Regions from separate parts of the Homo sapiens genome. Here region 2 is linked to region 1. A link is an interaction called in ENCODE POLR2A ChIA-PET data of the cell type or tissue named here. Cell type or tissue: GM12878. All regions are shown on one strand.

The links. Peaks named below come from ENCODE experiments on the same cell type or tissue, not always from the same donor. Only the 100,000 strongest peaks of a DNase experiment are listed, where the experiment ranks them.
Region 2: POLR2A ChIA-PET joins it to region 1 with 12 read pairs; 8 of 35 experiments call an interaction of 5 or more read pairs at or near these places.

What each region holds. Positions count from the first base shown.
Region 1 is chr6:35,493,475-35,495,974 of GRCh38, forward strand. All of the region lies in intron 1 of TEAD3 (TEA domain transcription factor 3), which reads right to left. Among named protein-coding and RNA genes, the nearest start is that of TEAD3, 2.4 kb to the right of the region's middle. RefSeq lists an enhancer at 1,849-2,500. In GM12878, no CTCF peak of the experiment used is centred here; no DNase peak of the experiment used is centred here; H3K27me3 peaks cover 167 bases.
Region 2 is chr6:35,253,672-35,256,171 of GRCh38, forward strand. The region is part of intron 1 of SCUBE3-AS1 (SCUBE3 antisense RNA 1); the gene reads right to left. Among named protein-coding and RNA genes, the nearest start is that of SCUBE3-AS1, 4.5 kb to the right of the region's middle. In GM12878, no CTCF peak of the experiment used is centred here; no DNase peak of the experiment used is centred here.

The DNA.
Region 1 (2,500 bases):
GCCCCACGGTTTCTCTCACATACGGTGTCGCTTTCTGGTGCTCAGTGTCACCCACACACCGCATACCATATTCATGCTTGGCACATGTCGGATGGGGCCCACCTTGCTGGTACACACATCATACTGACACAGAGCTGGTCATGTTGTTTTACTCGCATGTAGTGTCACATGTAAGTCACACACAGACAAACCTGAGGCCATCTCACATGCTGCGTCACAACATGCAGGTCACAAGTGGTCACACCACAGCGTAACACATCACACAGATCGCCACTCATCCGGCTTCTCACGCACACGCGCCCGCGCGCTCACATACACACAGCATCGTGCGAGTGCGGTGTCCTTCACACGCAGGTCACTTGAGCATCAGAGCCACACCCAGTGTCATCTCCAGGTACACACAGATGGCTAGGCAGCCAGCTTCCTTCATCGGCACATCCTGGGTGATGCCCTGGCACACACAGAACATCCCCCATGCAGGTTCTCAGGTACAGAGGTGGCGGCACACCTGGACACATGAAGAGTCACCCAGTTTCTCTTATGGACGTGTATATCTGTCACACACACGAATGTCACAAAGCCACAGTTTCTCTCCTGCATACACCCAGCCCTGCACAAGTTGCTCTGACCAAGGTTCTCTTCCACACACATCCAGCCCCACAGAAGACAAGTCTCACCCACATAGAATGTCCCACTCATGGCTTCTCTCACACACATCCAGCGTCACACACAGTTGCATTCTCATTTCCCTCTAACACTTCCTGCCCTTTCAGGCCTGGCAGGGAGCACAGGAAACAATCGGCACTCTAGGAAACCCCAAGGGCTGAGGCTTTAGGGATGTGCAGGGGGATGAACCTCTCTGGCCCTAACCTCAACCTCCTGTGGGTCGGGGAAGACAGGCAGAGCCCTTTCCCTGGCAGGGTTCTCCCTGGAGGGAAGTGGCCCCTTCTGCAGACAGCCCAGGGCTGGCACAACACCAGGAGGGGAGGGGAGGGAAGGCAGGGCAAGGCCCCAGGGACAGTGCCGAGTGTGACCTGCTGACCTCCCCAGCTCTACCCAGAGGCAGATCCTCAGGGCCACCCCTGGGACCCCACAGCTTCTGCAGCCCCCATGTGGGAAGAAGAGGCTGCGACCTCCTAGCCCCTTCACAGAAAGCTGCAGCGTTTAGACCCCTGGGCTCCTCTCCCCATCCTGGGCGGGGAGGAGGAGGAGGGCAGGACCAGCGATTTCCACACTGAGCCCTGGGACCCCCACAGGTGTCTGGGAGTGGGGCAGAGGGTAGAGCCACCCAAGCGGCCTCTGAGCACCCTTTGTGCCATTCAGCCCTAACAGAACCCATGACCACTTCAGAGGCAAGATCCCCCAATCCACCAAGCCCCCCTGTCCCTTGACACCTGCCCCCCGCCACCTTTTCAGCCCTGTTCATCTGGCTGAGCTACTCCTCAGTCACCCCTTGGTTTGTCCTTGCCTTCTTCTTTGGGCCACTGGATCACCCACCCGCCTCTCCAGACCCCACCAAGTTCAGGTTCCATCATGGGAGAAGGAAGGCAAACTGGGAGACAGACTCTGGGAGGAGCTCAGAGAAAAGGGACTTGAGAAGTCATTCATTCCAAGCAGGGAAACTGAGGCCCAAAGGGGCCTGCCAAGATGGCGCAACTGGTTAAAGGTCCGGAGGGGACCAGATCCCTATTTCTTGACCACCTCTGTTGAGATATCTTCTCCTTTGATATTGTTGAGAATATCAAATCCTCCCGGTTTTAACATTCCTTCAGTTGGCAGAAAGTGCCAGGGTCTACAAACCTTTGGGTGAGGATGGGAGCAGGGCTCAGGACCCATGTGATGCTTCTGTACACTTAATGTGCTGCTCTGTCCTGGCAACCACTGACCACTCTAACAAGCCATTCCCCAGCCCAGATGCGCTCATTAGCATTAATGACGTTCCCTCCCTGGGGGGGTAGGGGAAGGCCCAAGAGCTTGGGACTCATACTGGCTCCTACCCTCTCCCTGAGGAGGGGGCATCCAGGGCCCCTGAAGTTACCCTTACTGGACAGCCTTGTCCTGGAAGATCTGTGCACTCTGCCCACTGGGTGAGCAGGGACCCAGAAGACCACAGAACCACATCCTTTAGGGAGTGCCCCTACGAGAGGGGTCTTGGTGGGAGGGGGGCTACAGGAGTCTAGAAGGGAGAGGACATAATTCCCCCAAATCTCCAACTTTTGAGGAAAGCCTCCCCTCCTTGCCCCAGGTGGCCCCAGCACTGGGGTGGAACATGTGTACAGAGAACCAGGCCACAAGAGACTGGATACGCAGAGCCGCTATGGGCACCAGCCCCTCTGAGCTGTGTCCAGCCCCTACCCCTATGCCCTGTTCTTCCGGACAACAAGTCCAGGCCTGACCTGGTTCTGCCCCTACCTGGAAAGAGGGAAGACACAGAAGAAGACAGCCCCTGAGAAGTCCGCCCCAAGGCCTCCTTCCCCCTCGCACTGAAAGAATCTCTCAG
Region 2 (2,500 bases), 240 kb before region 1:
CAACAAGGAAAAATCTACCTGATCAAAAAACATGTGGGGTGGCCTATCAGAATCTTAAACTTACCCTTTAGCATCTATAATGAAGATACAGATGAAGTACATTCATTCCATAATTACTGAGATCCTATTATATGCCAGGTAGTGAGCACCTGCTCATCAGCTTATTGACAATAGCCATGCTCAAGATCCACACTCCTCATGTAACTTTCTGATTATAATTGATCTTCCCAGATAAGATTTACCCAACAGGAGCGATAATCCAGTTCACTTGGTGGCTGTAAGTATAAAAGAATGCACTGGCATTCTATTATGTACATTAACTTCCTATGAGTTTGATTTAATGTGACAAAACATGAACACCTTTGTGTGGACTGACCCAAAATCACACTTCTAGAACTGCAAAGCCAAGGACCATATCCATGACCTTCACACTATACCAACTTGGAGCCATCCTCTTTGACTTCTCTCATAACTCACTTCTATTCTAAGAACAACACGTCTTCCTCCTTACTTCGTAGGACATTTGCTTTGGTGTCTCAAAATAATGGATAGTCAGGGACATTGGAGTTTGGATATGCCTATATTAAGAAGTCTTCCAAGTGGGGTAAATGAAGATTTTTCCTAGGGTACGTAAGACTGCAAGGAATACCCAGGAAATAGCCTCAAATCAGTCTGAGGAGAGTTTTAAAGGAATAAATTTCCAGATCCTCAACTTCCCTATAAAATATTTTCTAAAACCAGGCCGGGTGCACTGGCTCACACCTGTAATCCCAGCACTTTGGGAGGCTGTAGCGGGCGGATCGCCTGAGGTAAGAGTTTGAGACCAGCCTGGCCAACATAGTGAAACCCCATTTCTACTAAAAATACAAAAATTAACCGGGTGTGGCAGTGCACACCTGTAATTATAGCTACCTGGGAGGCTGAGGCAGGAGAATCTCTTGAACCCAGGAAGGGGAGGTTGCAGGGAGCTGAATTGGGCCACTGCACTCCAGCCTGGGTAACAGAGCAAGACTCCATCTCAGAAAAAAAAAAAAACAAACAGCCGGGCGTGGTGGCAGGCACCTGTAATCCCAGCTACTTGGCAGGCTGAGGCATGAGAATCGCTTGAACCCAGGAGGCGGAGGTGGCAGTGAGCCGAGGTCGTGCCACTGCACTCCAGCCTGGGCAACAGGAGCAAAACTTCATCTCAAAAAACAAAAACAAAAACAAAAAAAACGGCCAGGCACAGTGGCTCATGCTTGTAATCCCCGCACTTTGGGAGGCCAAGACAGGCAGATCACAAGGTCAGGAGTTTGAGACCAGCATGACCAACAAGGTGAAACCCCATCTCTACTAAAAATACAAAAATTAGCCGGGCGTGGTGGCACGCGCCTATAATCCCAGCTACTCAGGAGGCTGAGGCAGGAGAATCGCTTGAACCCGGGAGGCAGAGGTTACAGTGAGCTGAGATCATGCCATTGCACTCCAGCCTGGGTGACAGAGCGAGGCTCCGTCTCAAAAAAAAAAAAAAAAAAAAATTCTAAAAACCAATCCATTTGGGAGCCAGCTGACATATTCATGCACATTCTCCACTCTACCACTGCCCCCACTTTCACCATAGTCCTTGTCCTACTTTACAAAAGAAAGGAATGTCTCTCCCCTACACTGAATCTTGATGCATGGTCCAGGGTGTAAAAACCTGAGGAGCTTGGAGGGAGCAATTATTTTCCACTTCATATCAAAATATTCCCATTGCAATCAGTCTTCCTATTTTATCTTATATAAAATGTTTATTATTTTCTACCTCCTAGTAAAAAGTGAAATTGCTAGCTGCTCAATTCATTATTTCTTAGCAAATACAGCTTTCCTTTCTAAAAAATACAGAAGAAAAAAATTTGTGTAACAAGATTATTAGTTATTTCTGATTTTTAGACATGATTCTCATTTAATTGTTCCCAAAAGCTGAACAACAAGAGTTTGATGAAAGCAGGCACACACATTTACCAAGGGAATATATGCCTTCTATATGACTTCTCAAAACTGATGGATTTAACTATACATTATACAGCATTATTCCTAATTATATAATGAAAAACAGTACTATCTTATTTTTACCATTTATTATGTTAATAGTAGGTCTAAATAATTTTAATCTTGACTGGTTTATCAGTGGTCCATTTTATAAGCTATAGTTAATCATTTATTTCCTAATAATTTTTATAATATTCCTCAAAATGAATGTTAACATATTTATTTGAATGGAAGAATAAAGTCAGACATGTTTCTAACAGAAAGTAGGTCTGATTTGGCTGATTGGTTTGAAATGAAAACTGGCTTTGCCAATTCCACAAATGGCAGTTGTTTTCTATACAGTGAATGAGCTGAATCTGCATTTCAGTTTAACAAAAAGTTCTTGAAGACATGTAATAATTAAAGAATTTTACCAAAAAATATTGTGTAGGCAAAGAAGTATGGAAATCAATATCTGATTAACAAAGTGTCTCTGAGTGTAAAGGTCACA